Linked DNA regions of Homo sapiens: region 1 is linked to region 2. The links are chromatin loops, found by intact Hi-C in ENCODE. Cell type or tissue: PC-3. All regions are shown on one strand. Each heading gives the region's core, and the rest is flanking DNA. Links, peaks and the distances in the headings are about the cores only.

Evidence for each region. Peaks named below come from ENCODE experiments on the same cell type or tissue, not always from the same donor. Only the 100,000 strongest peaks of a DNase experiment are listed, where the experiment ranks them.
Region 1: it touches region 2 in a loop (5-fold over the local background); 4 of 110 quality-filtered maps call a loop at or near these places.

What each region holds. Positions count from the first base shown.
Region 1 is chr7:80,356,978-80,367,388 of GRCh38, reverse strand. No RefSeq gene overlaps it. Among named protein-coding and RNA genes, the nearest start is that of GNAT3, 150 kb to the left of the region's middle. In PC-3, for the core only: no CTCF peak of the experiment used is centred there; no DNase peak of the experiment used is centred there; H3K4me3 peaks cover 822 bases; H3K27ac peaks cover 2,686 bases.
Region 2 is chr7:80,306,839-80,317,249 of GRCh38, reverse strand. LOC107986744 (a long non-coding RNA gene) reads left to right here and starts at 4,794. Exons shown (of 3, transcript XR_001745026.2): 1 at 4,794-4,903. In PC-3, for the core only: no CTCF peak of the experiment used is centred there; DNase peaks (open chromatin) are centred at 4,689 and 4,769; H3K27ac peaks cover 1,724 bases.

The DNA of each region.
Region 1 (10,411 bases), core at 1,210-9,209, 50 kb before region 2:
TGGCCTTCTTTTTTTTTTTTTCCTTTGTTTGTTTGTTTGTTTTTAAGATGGGATCTCACTCTGTCACCCAGGCTGGAGTGCAGTGGTACAATCACGGCTTACTGCAGCCATGACTTCCTGGGTTCCAGTGATCCTCCCACTTTGGCCTCTTGAAGTGCCCAGATTATAGACATGATCCATTGTGCCTGGCTAACAATTTCTTAAATAAATCTAAAGAGAACTTACACAAGATATTTGAATTTAGTACTTGGATATTAACCATATTTTAAGGTATAAGTGCATAACTGAAGTTAACTTTTGACAATGGCAAAAAAAAAAACAAATAAAACATAAAAACTATATTGAACTAATGAAATAGAGTAACCAGGAGAAAAGAAAAAACACCAACCAATCAACAAACAAACAAAAACATTACCTGGAAAGCTGCTGCGGATCATAGAAGCTATTATTGATATTGTGGAATAATCAGATATAATGTTAGGCATTCTTCATAAAATTTCTGGCTATTTTTATGTATTTATATTTTTAAAACTTATGGTTTTTTAAAAATAATTTCAACTTTAATTTTAAATTCAGGGTGTACATGTGCAGGTTTCTTACCTGAGTATATTGCGTGATGCTGAGTTTTGAGGTGTGAGTGATACTATCATCACAGTACTGAGCAGAGTACTTAATAGTTTTTCAGTCCTTGGCTCCCTCACTCTCTCCCTGCTCTAGTAATCTACGGTTTCTGTTGTTGCCGTCTTTATGTCCATGAGTACCCAATGTTTATCTCCCACTTATAAACGAGAACATGTAGTCCTTGGTTTTCTGTTCCTATGTTAATTTGTTTAGGATAATGGCCTCTAGCTGCATCCATGTTGCTACAGAGGATATGATTTCATTCTTTTTTATGGCTGCATAGTATTCCATAGTGTGTATATATCACATTTATCCAATCCACCATTGATGGGCACCAAGGTTGATTCCATGTCTTTGCTACTGTGAATAGTACTGCATTTAATGTGTGCATGCATATTTTTGGTAGAAAAATTTATTTTCTTTTGGATATATACCCAGTAATGGGATTGCTGGCTCAAATACTAGATCTGTTTTGAGTTATTTGAAAAATCTCCAAACTGCTTTCCACAGTGGCTAAACTAATTTACATTCCCTCCAACAGTTGTTCTCTTTTCTTCACAATCTCACCAGTATCTATTTTTTTGACTTTTCAGTAATAGCCATTCTGACTGGTATGACATGGTATCTCATTGTGGCTTTGATTCACATTTCTCTGATAATGTTGAGCATTTTTTCAAATGTTTGTTGGCTGCTTGTATGTCTTTTGAGAAATGTCTGTTCATGTTTTTTGTCCATTTTTAAATGGGGTTATTTGTTTTTTGCTTGTGCAATTGTTTAAGTTCTTTACTGATTCTGGATATTAGACTTTTGTAAGATTTGTATTTGCTAATATTTTATTCCATTCTGTAAGTTGTCCATTTACTCTGTTGACAGTTTCTTTTGCTGTGCAGAAGCTCTTTAGTTTAATTAGGTCCCACTTGTCAATTTTTTTGTTGTTGATGTCATTGTTTTTGAGGACTTAGTCATAAATTCTTTCCCAAGGCCAATGTCCAGAATGGTGTTTCCTAGCTTTTCTTCTAGGATTCTTATAGTTTGAGATCTTATATTGAAATCTTCAATCCATCCAGTTGATTTTTATACCTAGTGAAAAATAGGGATCTAGTTTCATTCTTCTGCATATGGCTAGCCCGCTATCCCAGCACCATTTATTGATCAGGAAATATTTTCCCAATTGCTTGTTTTTGTCAACTTTCTTGAAGATCACATGGCTGCAGGTGTGCAGCATTACTTCTGAGTGCTCTATTCAGTTCCATTGGTCTCTGTGTCTGTTTTTGTACCAGTACCTTGCTGTTTTGGTTACTATAGCTTTATAGTATAGTTTGAAATCTGGTAATGTAATGCATCTGGCTTTGTTCTTTTTGTTTAGGAATGCTTTGGCTATTTGGGTTCTTTTTTGGTTCCATATGAATTTTAGAATAGTTTTTTCTAGATCCATGAAAAATGAAATTGGTAGCTTGACAGGAATAGCATTGAATCTGTAGATTGCTTTGGGCAGTATATCTTGGCATTTTTTAATGGACATTACAAATATATCCCTTTGGGTCTCCTAGATCTGTCTTATATAGACTTATCTAACCCAAAAGCTATATTTGTACTTCTCATCTGCTTAGTATAAAGATCTTCATTTAGACATGTATTAATGTCACAATGTATTAAAGTTGAAATTTTAAGAAATGAATAAATTTTCTGTATCTTATATCAAACCATTGTTGAATACTCTTTAATCATTATTCAATATTCTCCATAAAAGCATAATTTCCTCTCAGATACTATTATCCAGAAAATACTATATTCTCCTAATGAACTAATATGTTCCCTTTTATCAAAAAATATACTATATAACCCATCATACCCCAAAAGCAGTAAGGTAAAGGAAAAAAATATATTGACTTTATAGTGAGACTCATATTTCTATTCCTATAGCAATGTGACCTCCCTGAGTCTCAGTTCCCTCAAAATCCAACTGGGTAAACTCCATTAGGTTTCAAGGTCTGTGAATAATCCTCTATGGCTCCTGGCTCCACCCTCTGGGCCTGAGGTTCTGAAAGGGACAAAGAGAGGATGGATACAAAATGAAAGAAGGCTGTTGAAGTCTCCAAATTTTACGGGTAGAAAATAGGCTGATACAACCACATGGTAATGTAAATTCCTTCAGCTACTGTGGAAAGCGATTTGGCGATTTCTCGCAGAACTGTAAACAGAGCTATCACTTGACCTAGCAGTTCCATTACTGGGTGTATATCCAAAAGAAAATAAATTGTTCTACCAAAAAGACTCATGCACCCAGATGTTCGTTACAGCATTGTTCACTCAAAGACATGGAATCAACCTAAGTGCCTATCAGCAATGGATTGGATAAAGAAAATGTGGTACATATACACCAGAGAAGAAAAAGGAAGAATGTCTCAAAGACTGGTGTCTTAGGTCCAGAATGCACACAACAGATACTTAACAAAAAAAATATAAGAATGACAAGCACATGAAAGATATTCCATATTATTTGTCACTAGGGAAATGCAAATTAAAACCACAGTGCTATATGTCTAGATAACCACCAAAAAGGCTATAAACAAAAAGTCATATAACAAGAGTTGATAAAAATACTAAGAAATTTGAACTCTCACACAATGTTTGTGTGAACGTAAAATGAAACTTTGAAAATAGTTTGTAAGTTTCTAATAAATTTAAACTTACATTTATCATACAACCACAGTTCCACTCCTAGATATTTACCCAAGAGATACGAAAACCTATGTTCTCCTAGAGAGATTTGTACTCAATAATATTCAAAGTAGTTGTATTCATAATAGCCAAAAACTGGACAATAACATAATGGCCAAAAAGATGTCTATCAACTGAAATGTAAAAACAAAGTTGGTATATCCATTAAAAATATTACTCAGCAACACAAAAGAATGAAATACTAATAAAACAACATGGGTGAATCTCTAAATTATTATATAAGAAGCCATACATAAAGAAATATGTGCTCTAGGAATCAATTTTATGAATTCTAGAAAAGGTAAACCTATTATAAGATACAGAAATCTGTGTTTGTCAGGGGAAAGGGTTTGAGGCCAGGAAATGAAAGGCAAAGGACTTTTTGGAGTGAGAGAAATGTTTCATAATTCAGGAGTGTCCAATCTTTTGGTTTCCCTGGGCCACATTGGAAGAAGAAAAATTGTCTTGGGCTACACATAAAATATATAACACTAATAACAGTTGATGAACTAAAAAAAAAATCACAAAAAAAATCTCATGTTATGAATTTGTGTAGGGCCTCATTCAAAGCCATCCTGGGCTGTGGGTTAGACAAGCTTGTTTTGTATCATGATTGTCATGGTGTTTATTTGACTGTATGTTTGTCCTAACTCATGAAATTGTAATTCTTAAAACTGGTGAATATTGTTGCATATAAATCATACTTCCATGATTAAAAAATCAAATTGACAGCAAAAAAATTAGTGCAATTATTGGGATAGTAACACTCTCACTAGATTGCATTCTGATTTTCTTTCTTAGAGGGAGGAAAGAAATGAGTTGTAGCTAGAACACTCAGAATTGCCCCCCCAAAATCTAGATAGGCCCATAGTAGTATCTACCTCACTTGACTATTATTGGTTTAGTGTTTCCTCTATTGAAAGTGAGGTGGTGGAAAAGGTGAATGTACAATTGAGGAAGAGAGACCAATCAGAGTTATTGTGATAGTTAAGTGAGAGATTATGAGGATCTTATTCAGGATAATAATAGTTTGAATGGGAATATGCGTTTTGATTAAAAAAATATATTAATGATTTTCATGATTATGAGCTTGCTTTCCTATGCAGGCATTCACCCTTGGCATATATCCTGCAAAGTCATTCTTTTCTGAGTCATATGGCCCAAATGACATATTTTAAGACACTTATAATAGTTACATTAAATTTTAAAATGGGCTTTGAGTCAGAGTGACACAAAAAGCCAATATCACCAGCAGTCAGTGAAAATTAACATATTGCTGACACTTGGTCCTGTATTATTCTATTTCTGTTCCACTCGCTTTGTAAAAAAAAAAAAAAATTAAGAATAAGATTTTTTTTTAGAGTAGTAGAACTCACTTTTTTCAGGGCAAAATGACATATAATCAACTTTAACATTTCATTCTCTTCACCAGAGCAAGTAACAGTGATCCAAATTGGGAAATTGGAATGAAAGGAAACTTTAAGAAGGGTTTTAATAAAAGACTTCCAGGAAAAAATCCAAGCAGTTAAACAGAAGTATCCAAAAAATATGGTCTCTTTAACGCCATTACAGGGGTGGCTTTACAGATTTCCAATGCCCAAAAGTCTACCAAGATTTACTCTGTTCCAATTCAAATAACACTCATTCTTCATCAAAGAAAAGCAAAGAGAAACACAAAATGCTTAGTAAATTTGTGGGCAATCTGTTTGCTATTCTGAAAGAAAAGTAAATATTTGTAGCATTTATAAAGCATGCTATAGAATCCTGTAACTGAAAAAAAAAAAAGACTCTGAATGGCATCTTTTTCTAACTGCATAAACAGCTGGCTCTTGGATGGATGTTTGGCTGAAACATTTTACCATCCTGGACACCATGCTTACTTTAAATGATTCCAGGAATTTGCAGAATGTGGAGATAACATCTGTTACCAAGGTATGTGGAACACATCTACTCCAATTGCTCTTCCAATAAGGGAATCATGCAAGTTTTTTAGATCAGCAGAAAAACACAGTTTTGAAAATTGGATGACATGATCTGGGACTACAGGTGTGCACCACCATACCCAGCTAATATTTTAGTTTTTTTTCAAGACTGGGTCTCACTTTCTTGCCCAGGCTAGTCACTGATTTCTTAATTTCAGTCATTTTGTATTTTTTTAAATCTAGAATTTCCATTTGGTTCTTTTTTAATGGTATCAAATTCTTTGCCAGAAAGCTCACTGTTGACTTCAATTACTTGAACAAAAAATTATTTTGTAAATTCATTTATTATATTTCTAATATTTGCACTAACTGAATCATTGACTATTCTGCGTCTACCCACTATTTTTTCAAGTATCTTTTGATACAATTATTTTATCTTTTCTTTAGACATGTTATTTATTTTTGACTGAGAATAAGGAATTGTATTCCACACATGGAAACCATGTAAGAGCAGGGAAATAGTAAATATTTTTAAACACATAAAAGGAAAAATATACAGCAAATTTGGATTTATCCTATTACACTTAGTCACTATTTTACAACATTTACACAGGTCAAGTTTTTAGATGGCTTCCGTGAGTTCACAGGCTCACTAGAAAGCCCACAAAGACTTCTGAAACTCAGGGCCAGCAGGAAGGTAAGGTGAGTAGAGACCAAGAAGAGACTCCCTCACAGGTGAAAAGTATTGGACAGTTGCAGTCCAGGATCAAAGAAGCTGCAAGTTTGTTGTTAGAGAGGGCAATCAAAAAGTTCAAGTCTAAAAGTAGACTACTGTTATCACTAGAAAAAATTGGGAAGCATTTGTAGGTAGAGGTTAAAGAGATTGAAAAATTGCTGATGACAAGGGCAACTAGAAAGTTCAAGTCTCAATAGCTTCACAAATCACCCCCATGGAGTTAGGTCCGGCAATCAAGGAACAGAATCAAGAATTCCAAGGTATTATCCCTTTCATATGTGTATTTCAATTCTGATCATTTATCATGCACTAATTGAGCCATCAGTATTTATCACCTTGACCATAGCAATCGCATTTTAATTTACTGGTCTCTGTGCATCCACTTTTGTCCTGCTGCAGCTTATTGTTCTTAAAGCAGAAAGGCCTTTTAAAATGTAGGAATGATCATGTCATATCCTGGCTCAAAAACCATTCAATGACTTCCCATAACAATTATAATAAAATGTAAACTCTTCATCATAGCCTGCAAGGATCCTACAGAACCTGGCCCTTGCCTACCTCACCCATTCTGCCTGTCATCCAACATTCTCTAGCCACACTGGCCTCCTCAGTTCATGAGGGTTTATTATTTTATTTTTCTTAATAATACTTACGTGTTAGACCGTTCTTGCAATGCTGTAAGGAATTACCTGATACTGGGTAATTTATAAGAAAAGAGGTTTAATTGGCTCACTGTTCTGCAGACTGTACAGAAGTATAGTGGTATCCACTTCTGGGGAGGCCTGAGGAAGCTTCTAATCATGGCAGAAGTTGAAGCTGGTATGTAAAATGCAAAAGCAGGAGCAAGAGAGAGAGAGAGAGAAAGGTGAGGGGAGATGCCACACACCTATCTCTTGAGAACTCACTCACTATCCTGAAAACAGCACCAAGACATGAAGGATCCACCCCCATAATCTAAACACCTCCCACCAGGCCCCGCCTCCAGCATTAGGTATTACATTTCAACATCAATTTGGGTGGGGACAAATATCTAAATTAGGTCAACTTATGTCCACCAGAACTTGTGTAATAGATTTATTTGTTTCTTTCTCTTCCACTAAGATCTGTAAGAGCAGGCAATTTGTTGAGTCTATTGTTCTCTCCAAGAAAATAAAAGATTGACTGGAAAAAAGGAAGTGCTCAGCACGTCTTCGTAAAATTAATTACTGAATTAGAAGATGAGAGGTACATGAATACAAGGAGGAAAAGCTGAAGGATGCTGGTCAGATACTAAACACCTTCATATCAGTTAAGTTCAGAGAACTGGAGGGAAATAGAAGTGAAAGAGAGTCCAGTAGCTGTTACTGAGCTAGGGAATCAGGATTTCATTCCAATTCTAAGCTAGGGGATAGACCCAAGAATATAGATACACTTCCTTTATTGGCCTTAGTTCCTAAGGACTAGAGGAAGACTTGGGTCCCCAGGTTGTCAGGGTGAGCTTGGGGTTAGGGTAGGGGGAAATATCAATAAATTTAGCTGTGAGGTCTACTGAAGACAGAAGCAGGTGAGAAAGAACTGTTAGCAGAAGCCTAATAGTTGTGAAAGAAGCCAATTCTTCCTGATTTTCCCAGCATTCTCCTCTCTCATAAGAATCATAGAGGTTTATTCATGACAAAGAACTTTATTCATGACAAAGAGGCACTTCCAATAGTTTGTTCACGCCCAGAAAATAAAAATAGGCCCAAGGGAGAATAGACATATTATGTTCTGGAAATGGTTGTGCTACACAATGAATAGTTGAAACCACAGGCTGGGGCTGCATAGTGAATCCAATCAGTTGAACAGGAACGTGGTCTCTTTCTTCACAGTAACAGGAGAAATGGTTGAAAAAATGTATTACTACTCAAAACATACACATAATTAATATTTCAGCCTAGCTTTGCCTCCAGGTTTTTTAGCTATTCTCAAGGAGTAAGAGTGGTTACTAGTTATAAAAGGGTTATGATTTCTGTGTTTAAAAAAGTAGTACCTGGTGTGTGACCATTGGAAATGATCTAGGCGTTAAGAGTCACTCATATGCAAAGCCAAATTTTAAAAAAAAGGTTAGAAACCTGCTTACAATCTTTTCTGACTTCAAACTGCATCATAAAACTAGTCAAGCTTAACTCACTGACGTGCATGCCCATTTATGAAGGCAGTGGGGCTTGGGATCATTTTTCTTTACCCTATCAAAATCATGATTTATAATCTGACTCTTTGTTAAAAATGTTAACAGTAAAAATATACTTCACTCATTGCTTTATATATTATTTCTATAGAGCTTAAGATACGAGAAATACAGTGTCCCATGATAACAAGCAAGTTGTCCACCATAAATAATAAAAATTAAATCATAAATACAGGTGACTTTTAAGAAGAAAGAATGAAAGGAGGGAGAGAGGGAGGGAAGGAAGCAGGGGAAACAGATATAATTATGGGCTAAATAAATAAATACTATGGGTTCTGCTATTTTTCCTTTCTATGAACATTTTTCAGAAGTCTAACCTTATTCAAAATTTCTCATAGTTTAGAAGCACAGGTACAGAAGAAAGATATGAGGAAACGGCAGGAAAAGTAAAACTAGGAAACACTGGAGTATTTAATGAAGATTAGGGGAGAACATAGAGACGGTGTTTTACTTTCCTCCAATCTCCCCAGTATTACCTCATAATCCTTTTCAAAGACTAATGTTTGGTTTTGTTTCAGTTCTCTGTTTTTGTTGCTTTTCTATATTTTATTTATCTTTTCAGTTTTTATTATATAATTTATTATTGTTGTTGTTTATGTTATTTATTTCTTATTTTTATGTTCATTTTCCAGCTTCTTATGTAGAATTCTTGGTTTATTTGTTCTTTCCTTTACTTGTTTAGAAAAAAATATAAATTTATTTAAAAATGTATAAAACAGTAAATTTCTCTCTAAGTAGTACTTTAGCTTTGTCTTTCAAATTTTGACAAGTAGTGCCTTAAGTATTACAAATAGTGTAAATTAAATTAAATGATTTAAATGAATTATAATATTTATTGATCCCCTTTATTATTTTAAGCACAGTGGTTATTTAAAATTATGCTATTTAGTTTCCAAATAGATTGAATGTTTGGCTACTTTTTTTTTTTTTTGAGATGGAGTCTCGCTGTGTCACCCAGGCTTGAGTGCAGTGGTGCCATCTCCACTCACTGCAACCTCCAACTCCCGGGTTCAAGCGATTCTCCTGTGTCAGCCTCCCGAGTAGCTGGGACTACAGGCACGCACCACAACACCCGGCTAATTTTTGTATTTTTAGTAGAGAGGGGGTTTCACTATGTTGGCCAAGCTGGTCTTGAACTCCTGACCTGGTGACCCGCCCATCACATTCAGACTCCCAAAGTGCTGGGATTACAGGCATGAGCCACCGTGCCCGCCCAACGTCTAGGTTTTTAATTTATAAGTTTACTACACTAAATTAAAGAACATAAAGTCAAAATTTCTATTCCATGGAATTAATTGAAATTTTTATTGTAATACTTTTTCTCTTCTCTTTCTAGGGTTTTTTTTTTAAATGAGATGAAACTCAAATAGCATACTATTAAGCATTTTGAAATGTATAATTCAGTGGCATTTAGCCCATTCACAGTGTTGTGCAAGACCATGGCTCTCCAGTTTCAAAACCTTTCTTCATCCCAGAACAATACTCTGTATCCATTAAAAACCCTCAACTCTCCTCCCATCCCCTGGCAACTACTAATCTGCTTGCTGTCTCTATGAATTTATCTGTTCTGGGTATTTCATATAAAAGGAATGGCTTTCATGCATGGCTTCTTTTCCTTAGCATGTTTTTGTGGTTCATCCAAGTTTTAGCAGCCATCGGTGCTTCATTACCTTTTATGAATGAATAATATTCTATAGCATGTATGGACCACAATTTATCCATTCACCTCTCAGTGGACATCTCAATCATTTTTCTACCTTTTGGCTATTATGAATAATGTATGAAAGTTTCTGTGTGGACATATCATTTTATTCCTCCTAGGCATACACTTAAAACGAAATTGCAGGGTCATATGGTAATTATATATGTTAACTTTTTGAGGCACCACCAAATCGTTTTCCCCAGTGGCTGCATCATTTTACATCCCCACCCATGTACAAGAGTTCTACATTCTCCACAACACTTGCCATATTTGGCTGTTTAATTATAGCCATCACAGTGGGTATGAAGTGATATCTCACTGTAGTATTGATTTGCATATCCTTAATTACCATTTACGTTGAACATCATTTCCTGTGCTCATTGCCCATTTGTACATTTTCTTTGAAAAAAATGTATATTTATGTCCTTTACCCATTTTTTTATTGGATTGTTCATCTTTTTCTTCTTGACTTGTTTTCTTTAGGTTGGTACAAAAGTAGTTGC
Region 2 (10,411 bases), core at 875-8,874:
GCCATTTTGAGATTAGTTTTATCTCTGTTTTGCTTTTTGGGTCTTTTCCTTTGGTATATGCTGCTTTACTTCTTTCTGTAGTCTAGCTTTCTCTTCTTCCTAATAAATCTCTGCTTGATCCAAAGTAGCAGCCTCAGTCTCTTTGTTAACTTACTTCAAAGTCTTTATCTCAACTCACATTATTGGGAGAGTTTATGACTAGTCTGGCCAAACAATGAATTAGTCAGTTATTTTTCCAATCACCTGTGGCTGACTGAGTGTTCCTAAGATCAGGAAATACAATGCATTTTATCTTAAGGGAGCTTTGCATACAGATCACAGCATTATGTGTCTCCTAAAAAGAAAATACGCATAATTTTCAATGAATGGACAATTATTCTAATTAGACATAAATACTGTATTCACTGATTTGGTCCCAGGACTGTGAACTTGCACGTGATACCCTTTTATTTTTACTTAAAAATTATTTATTTTTATAACATGATACATACACACAAAGGCAAATAGTATTATTATATAGGATGGTTCCCTGTCCTATGACTCCCAACTTCTCCTACTTTGCCTCCCCTGAGCCAACCAAATTTGACCTTCTAAATGTTTCTTTTGCATTTGTGTCTCTCAAGTGAAATGTGTGCAGACTGCTATTAATTTTACATATTAGCCACCGAGTACCTTTTATGACAAACAAGGATTTAATTTTCTTACATCAACAACATCTCCATTTCTCCTCTTTCTTGTACCCAGTGTGTATGTCTAATTAATTATCTCATAATTTTGGGTAAAATCAGTATTTGACGTTTCCATTATTATGCCTGTGAAAGTGTTCTTCAAAGCCGAGAATTGTAGTGCACTATGATTATATTTCCCTTCCTGGTTTTTCCTTTTCCTTGAGTAAATAATGACTTTGATTCTGTTTTCTATTGCTTCAGTTTCTTTTTATCCACTCCAAATTCTTGCCACAGTTTCCAATAATCTCTATAAGCAAATTTTCAAAAAGTCAACCTCATCAGGCTCTCTCATGATACTATTTTTTTTTCTTGGAGATATCCCTTCTGGAGACCACCATTTTAATGCTTTTAGACTGACCATTCTCTAGACCAAAGACACACGTGTCATATGGAAATAATTTTGCTGATATCCTTGGAATTTTCTTCACATTTCTCCTGGATTGGATTTCTGTTTCCTTAACCTCATAACATTGTTTTTCATAGATTTACTTTCAGTGATACATATGCTACAGTTACTATATCAGGTTAAAAAGGAGAGCACATTGAAAGAATGAAAAATAGTAGAACCACTTTAAGAAACAAGTTTGGCAGATTCCTATAAAGATATAATATATATATATATTTACCATACAACCTAGCAATTCTACTCCAAAATATTTACCCAAAAGAAATATATCCACAGAAAGACCAGCGTGTAAATGTTTTTAACAATTTTGTTCCTAACAACCAAAAACATGAAACCACCCAAATGTCCATCTCCAAGTGAATGAATAAACAAATTGTGAGGTGCCCATACAATGGAATACGGCTCAGCAAAAAGTAGAAATGAACTACTAACACCTGCAATAAAACCGATGAATTTCAAAAGCATTATACTAAGTGAAAGAAGCCAAACACAAAAGGCTATGTACTGTATGCTTCCATTTATATGACATTCTGATAAAAGCAAAACTACAGGGACAGAAATCCGAGTAGCTGTTGCCAAGGGGCTTAAGGTGGGCAAAAAAGACTGACTACTAAATGGCTTGAGAGAAGATTTTTGGATGATGGAAATGTTTTACATTATGATTGGGTGGTAGTTATATAATTGCCCAAACTCGTCTCACTGCACACCTTAAAAGGATGAATTTTACTGTATGTAAATTATACCTCAATAAACCTGACTATAACAAATAATAATAATAATGGTACAGGGCATATTCCAGGGACATGGCAACAATAGCAGCATAGCTTTTTAAATTGTTTTGAATTCCTACATAAAAACAAACAAATCAAAACCCTATGGGAAAGATTTACTACAAAATTCAGGGACAATGTGCCCCTTGAATCCCCAAACAGAAGCAGGTGGGGACAAATTTCTAACAATGTCAAGATCGGCATGGGACTGGTGTTTCCACGGAAACAAGAAGAGGGGAACAGCCTCTGACTTACCTGAAAAGAATACCCCACAAAATAGCCAACACCTACTCATTATAAAGCTTAGCAGGCAAGTTCGAGAACAGGAAGGGCTATGCCCTCCACAATTTTGGGGAGAGTGGAAAGGAGAAATTGAAGGGGCTTGAGCAGTCTCGCCTTATGCACTCTAAAAATTGACCTGGCAGAACGTCCTCCTAGAACAGAGTTCTGCACTCAGAGGAACTGCTCTGAAGAGGAATAAAAACTGATCAGGACTGAGTCAAAAGAGATGAAAGAAGGAGACAGCCTAAAATCTGAGTGGAAACATTGAGTTTGAGTGTTGGGGTTTTGAACACTGCAGAAAGATGGCTGGTGGATGAACCATATGGGTTAGTGTCTTTAGTTTTTTTCCCTTAAGTTGGTCAGATTTCCTAGAATGTTCTCCGCCAGTCTTCTGCCAGGTGGCTAAAGGTTTGGCTGTAAGTATTCTCAGAGTTCAGTGGAGAAAGAAGCCTGGAGATTTCAGCCCAACCTATAATGTACATCTGGTCACTGTATCCCCTATTTTCTGTGGGATAGCAGCACTATCATCAGTGTTGATTGATCCCCATGCCAAAGACCCTCAGTCATACTTTCTCCAGGAAATAAATCCCTTGTCCTCTGACCAGTGGGATAGTGGAGAAGTGGAACTAGAGATCAAACTGCTTTGCAAACAGTTTCTCTCAGTTTTCCATTTTAGCTTCTTGCCCTTGTCTCCTAGCTCACAGACACATGGTGTTGCCTATTGCTGACTATTTCGATGGTTCTCTGCTTTAAATCTAGGGGATTCTCAAATCTCTCCACTGCTGCCTGAGTAGTCTTCTTTCTCAGCTCTGTTCAGCAAGTTACCACAGGTTCATCTGTTTTCCAGCTTCCGTTGACTTTGTATATGTATATTGCCAGGACAATCAATCTCAGTTCCTTTATCCCAATTACAGTGCTTAATATTTACATCTTTCCCTGGGATTCTCTCTTGGTTATTTGAGTTGACACTCGTAGAAGTGTATTCCTGATCTACCCAATTTGTATGCAGCACATAGTGATCTGCTATAAGAGGGTTCAAGATGTGACACACTACACAAATCACTTAAATCCTCAGGGTGGGGTCTGGAATAGTCTCTAGAGCCTCAAGTCTTTCTTCCTCAGTGCGTCAGACAGTGGCACTTTTGAGTGCCACTTGACAGTGTGTCCAAAGTCTCTGCAAGCAGTGAACTGGAGAAACATCCAGCACTTACTGCTCTACTATAAGGAAAGAAATACTCTTATCAACTGGACATCCATATAGTAGCCACTGTGGATGTTCCATGTGCCCAAAGAGTATGGTGTGCAGATCAAAGTCAAGGGCAAAACTGTCTGCACGTATATCTGAGGGTTCTGTCCATTTTACAATTCAGGTGCATTTTAGAGTCATCCAAGCTAGTAGCTGCGTCATAGCCCTAGCAATGTTATGTGTGTTCTACAAATGAAAGATTTACCATTATTTGAAATTCTTCATTTCAAAAAGTTTAAATGGATTTGAAATCTATTATAACTATCACAAGAAATGCTATCATTAGATTATTAATGAAAGAAAGATCTGTAGGATTCTTTCTATGTATATAACTTCAATAGTCCCTGCAGGGAGCCGAAGGCCCGTAGGATGTGACCAACTCAGTAGTCCACTGGAGGATATGATTAAACAGCAAACTGTTTATCATGAATGCAGGATGTGGGCAAACTCACACTGCCCTGCCACCAAAAGGTTTGCTGAGGGACATCACTCCCTGGCACCCGGCTCCTTGAAGTTATCTACTGAGAAATCTAGCACCTATTATCCAAAGGATGCAGTCTTGCCTGCTGTGAACCAAATTGCTGACTGACAATTACCCAACAATCACACCCCCCACCCCGATCTCTTTTGCCTAATAAATATGGAGGGCTGTGTAAATCTCAGGGCCCTTGTGCACTAGAGGCAAGGTGCCCCCCGACCCCTTCTTACAAATATACTCTTGTCTCTTGCCTTTGATTCCTGTGTTCGCCCCCCTTTGTTCAGTCCACCAGGTCTGTACAGGTTACAAGTCCCAAATTTTTGAATGGTTGTAAAATGTGTTTAAATGATTTGTCCATGTCTGTATAAGCAGATTTTTATTGATGGTGACTATTAAGAATTTGAAAATGTAATTAAAAAGTCTTGATAAGGAGCTGTGTGTAGCCCTTTCAAGCATAAAATCCAATTTTTAAACAGATATAAGCTCAAGTTTCTCATTAAAGGTTTTCAACAATTCTTTTTTGCAAATTTTACATGTATTTAGTATCTAAATTTCCTTCTAAACTTTGTGCTGTATTACCTTGCATATGAAAACTGTTTCAAATTTTCCCCAGGCTCCATATGAAAGCACTTGAATCCCTCCAGTTTATCTCAGTGCCTTAGACTGGATCTTCTAGAAACAGAGAATTCCAGGTAGAAGGTTTATTGGAGAATGCCCTCAGGAAATATACCTAAAGGAAGTGAAGATGGAGGCAAGACTGGACAGAGGGAGAAGCTGACTCACATTGCAGTTACAAGTGAGGCCTCAGCTTATCCTACTTGGAGCCCTAGAGCTGAATGAACTTCTAGAGTTGTTTTAAATTGAGGTGAGGGACTGAGCCTGTGTATTTATTCCCCATCAGCCATTCATTATGCTTGCTGGCAGAGGGCATAACCTTGAGTGAGGCACACTATGAAATGTCAGAAGCCTATTTCCGCAACAGCTTGGAGATGGGTAAGTCAGCCCTGGGCAGAACACCACAGAATCTGCAGCACGGACTGCTCAGGAAGTGCTGCCGAGTTACCATAGGAATTGAATCAACATTCACGGGGATTGTTTACATTGGCCTGCTTTTTCTGAAATACTCTGTACCTCCTGAGTATTGTTTGACGTTGTGGGTAACAACACTATATATTTTCATAGCACCTATTATTCCATAATATTATAACTTAATTTGTATGCTGTCACATGTTTTGTGACTGTTATGATGTAAAAATGTGAGGGGATGTTGACAGTGTAATTAATTATTTTATCACCAGCACCTAGATCACACTGACTGGCATATAGTAGCACTCAATAAGTGTCTACTAAGTGAGTGATAAAATGAATGAATGAATGCACTATTTTTCTTTTTTCTTATTTTTTTTCTTTAAGCTGTGCTTCTCAGCATCTTATTCTGCAATAAAATGTGTTTGAATGGAAATGCCACAAAGCCAATCTCAATAACTCCCTTGGACCTCAAAGGAGTTCACAGATTCGTGAAAGATCATCTGATGAGGTGTCCTGTCCAGGAATTTACTGTTCACATTTTATGGAAAATTATTTCCTTAATTTTAACCTAAAATTGCCTTAAATTTTTTAAAGTGCTTTTTAAAATTACTAGTCATCTTTTAGAATAGAGTTGTCAGTTCTACAGAAAATGAAGTTCCCCATATATGTACATTTTTCAATGTACTGTACTCTTTTCAACAGTAATTGTTACCTACTAGAGTAAATTTAGAACTAAGGAACATAGACTCGTATATATTTTCCACCTCTTATCTCTTTCAGGATGTTGTCTTACTCTGATAATTATCTGATTCTCTTAGTAGAGTTATAAATTTCCCTTCTGAGTCTTGATAACTTATCTGAAAACTCTGTAGCACAATATATATCTTCTGAGTGGACTTTTTGCTAACAATCTGTTCAGAAATTATTCCATCTACTTCTGCCGTGTCACTAGGGATAAATGGCCACAGCAGTGTTTTTCTTCTGGGTTTTAATCAGATTATCAGAGCTAGCTTCTTTCTTGGGTTTTAAAATATGTTTTAATTTTTCCACTTATCTCTCCTAATCATCTGATTGGTTATTACTTTCAGATCTTTTTGTTTCTTTCATAGTCCATAATACATGCTGAGCTATGGGACTTGTGACACATTTTTTGAATAATTTTTAAATAATGTAGCTTTTAGACATTCCCAGTGTGGAAAACATATTTCTTCAAATTAACTGAAGATATTTTTGTTGGCAGTTGAATTACTTTTTCTTCTTAATTTTTCTTTAAGCCTTAATCTTCTTGGCTGTACATCTAAAATCATCACTTATGTATAATTCTCCTTGGCTTCCTTCAATACAATTAATGATCTTTCATATGTACTCCTTTGGTTGCTATTATTTTCAGGGCCTTTTGTTTCAAAAATAATCAGCCACATTGCCACTGTTGAAACAGTTTAATTTAGTCAAAGGTCCAGATAGTGGAGGACCATTTATAAGACTCCTTTACAGGACTCTTGGTGTTTTAATGGTGGTCTGTCTATAAGTATATGAATAGAGTTCTTAGAAGGAGCAGCTAGGTTTGTCTCTGTCCTGATTATAGTTATATCTTCCCTTTAGTGTCTGGGAGCTCTTCTGTAATTTTTACATTGGACAATGGTAGTTTGCTTACTTCCAAGTGTTAGGGAGAGTTTTCATTCTTAAAACTTGCCCAGTAATCATACTACATAATAATTATTAACATTTATTACTACTACATTTTAAGCATCATTCCTACTTTGTAAATCATTCCATTATTTCCTTTAGTCTTTTTTACATTCCTTACAAAACATTATTACTATCAATTTTACAAATGAGAAAACCAAAATTAGCTTGATTAAGCAATTGTCCATCATGAAACCACCAGTACATAAGGGAACTGGGCTTTCAAATCTTAGCTTATCTGTGATATTTCACTATCTCATATACAGGTCCTTTCTTGAAATGACAACTTCCTTCCTCCATTTAATCTCTTAAACCATAATTACATTGGTCTTGTAATTCTTATAACTCTGTTTAAATCTGTGAATAAGAAAATGAAGCACAGTAGTTACTGGAATTTGCTAGTAACTTTAACCAGCGCAAATCTTTTCTACGATGTGAGTGTGATTTCGTGGGGGCGGGGTAGGAAGTGGTTTGGCAGAGAACATTCTAGGGTAGAATGCTTTTTGAGAAATGTTCCTACATTACTTTTTCATATTCAAAGCAAATTTCCCAAGGTAAATAAATTGTTTATTCTTGAGGCTGAGATTACTGCAGTTTACTAATGTAAATTAACTTTTCAGTTAAACATCTTATGTTGTCTCTGCATGAGTTATCGATTCTTTATTGCTACCACTATCACCACCCTGCTTTAAAAAAATTCTGTATTCAATGTCCAAACTTGCATCTATTCAAGAGTGACTTCCCCAGTGTCTTCCAAATAAAGAGATTAAGTTAACTTTTATTCATTCACAGTGCCCTGTGCGAAAAAAAAAAAAAAATCTGTAAGTTCTGCTCTCAATACTCAATATTTTTGATAAAACAATGACTTCTTTGAAGCTTAAGATAAACATTAACTACAAGACTGATACAGTTTGTATATTTGTCCCACCCAGATCTCATGTTTTCACCCCAATGTTGGAGGTGAGGCCTGGTAGGAGGTGACTGAATCATAGGAACAGATTTCTCATGAAATAGTTTAACACCTTCTTCTTGGTACTGTCCTAGTGAGAGTGAGTGAGTTCTCACAAGATGTGGTCGCTTAAAAGTGTGTGGTACATTCCCCCTCTCTTTTTTGCTCTGTTCTCATCCTACATGTGCTTGACCCCGCTTCACCTTCTGCCATGAGTAAAAGCTCCCTGAGGCCACCCCAGAAGCAGATGCCGCTATGCTTCCTGTACAGCCTGCAGAACTGTGAACCAATTAAACCTCTTTTCTTATAAGTTACCCAGTCTCAGGTATTTCTTTATAAAAATACAAGAATGGCCTAAGACAAAGGCAGAGTAAATAAATCAAATGAAATGAAACAGAAAAGAAAGAGCGTTGAGAATTTTGATTGGGAGTAAGGACTTATTAGATTTACCTGGAAAATTAAACAAATGAGAATTGCAAATCATGTTCAAAAGTGAATTATGTTATCAGATAATCAACATTTATTTTAACATTATAAAATTAACACAATGTGGTGGTGGCTTAAGAATCTAGGGAAAGATAAGGGATAGCTCTGGAACCAATGTTAGAATCTTAATATAAGATTTAAAATATCATAAATCCATAGGAAAGGATGTATTATTTCTAACGTTGTGTTTGGAAAATTATTTATTTTGAAAAAAGCCCAATTATCAGTTTGTGTTACATTCAAAATATATAGAAACTTGATGGAAAGTTTAAAGTAACAACTGAAACTATGAAATGCATATGAATATGTACTGTATGCAGTTGGGAGACTTTCTAAGCATAAGATCATTGTAATACATCATGAAGATGATAGATTTGCCTACTACATAAAAATTTAAAATTTTCATATATCAAACCCATTAATACTTTCTACACTATTTAAAAGTTTATTTCCTTTTACATATAAGTAATATAAATCATTAAGCAAAATGACCAAATTTATGAATAAATATTTTATGGAAGTTATATAAATAACTAATGAGCATATGGAAAAAATCCCACTTGTGATTAATTAGTTAAATTCAAATAAAGGAATACCAGCAGGTCATAATAACCTATAAATTGGCAGCAAGAAAAATATATAGACTGTTGCCATTTCAAATATATAGTCCTCACAAGGTGGTAAGTAAGATATCTGGCAAAAAAATTAGGTTTTATGTATTTGCCAAAGAATAGTGAAAACAGGAGGAAGTAAGTACTTCTGGTTTATATAATTATTGAATCTAAATCTCCACTATTTCTTTGGATGGAACAAGGGCAATTTCAAGACAGTTGAGTCCCATTTGGGACACAGAGACCCTGTATTCAAAATATGAAATATGAAACTTTGGAATATAGGTGGCAACTATTTACAGATACTATGTACATTTTATATATATATATATACATACACATATATGTATATATACACACATATATACATATTATATATTTATATATACACGTATAAAATAGATAATTGATAAATCTAAAAGTAATGACTGCTTTTTTAAGATTCATTAATGCCTATGAGTGCTAATATTTCACAAAATAATGCAAAGGTTAAATGTATAGTGTTGGTCAAAACTGACATAGTAAATATCTTTATTATTAGAATAAAATTATTATACTTGAACTCATGCATTATTTTTCTTTGCAATTATCATATAAACATAATCCTACCTCATGAATTTAGTTTTTCTTTTTTAGCTTCTTTTCACATTTTGTTTGAGCCACAGAAATACGAAATGAACACTATGCATATATGTTTTAATTTATTATTTTCCCAGGTCATATTTTCACTAGAATCTTTTGTTCCAAGTCATTTAATGAATTTCATAAGGATGAGTCTGTTCAAAATGAGATGTCTTGGATTATAAACATAGTGTGCTTGTGCTTGGGGAAAAAAAGAAAAAGAAGAAAGAGAGAAATATTTTTCAAAAAAACAGATGAGTAAGTTAGCATAGCCAAAGGGCAGCAACATCTGATGTGGTGACAGGCTTTGCAAGCTTCATGTATTAATGCAGTTTCCATAGCAGCCACTACCTCACATGATAGTTCAAAATAATTTGTAATTGCCAAGAACTTTTAAAGGGAAACACACCCAACTCTGATATATTTTCAAAAATCAACTAAATGTTTCTGAATCTAGATCCTTGACACAGGTTGAACAATGAAATTTTATAGAGGACACAACCTCTAAATCTGTACTTCCTCATTTATAAAATAGGGGTAAAAACACATGCCATGCCTGCCTCACAGGATCAGTGAGTGATGTATGTCAGCATGCTTTGGAAAGTGAAAAATGCCGTACAAATGCAGAGTATGATTAACTTACAGAATCATCCACTATTATAACCAGAAGAAATGTTAGAGACCGCCAGGTCTCAGCCTGTCATTTCACAAATGAAGCAAAATTCATTAAACTTGTCCACAGGACCACGTCAGGAGAGTGGCAAGGTCATTATGAGAGCTTGGGTCATGTACCTGTATGTCTAGTCCCCTTTGTCCCCTTTCTATTTTTTTTTTTTTTTTTTTTTTTAAGACACAGTCTCGCTCTGTCACCCAGGCTGGAGTGCAGTGGTGTGATCTTGGCTCACTGCAACCTCCGCCTCCCAGGTTCAAGAGATTCTCCTGCTTCAGCCTCCTGAGTAGCTGAGACTACAGTCGGGTGCCACCATGCCCGGCTAATTTTTTGTATTTTTTTAGTAGAGACGGGGTTTCACCGTGTTAGCCAGGATGGTCTTGATCTCCTGACCTTGTGATCTGCCCGCCTCGGCCTCCCAAAGTGCTGGGATTACAGGTGTGAGCCAC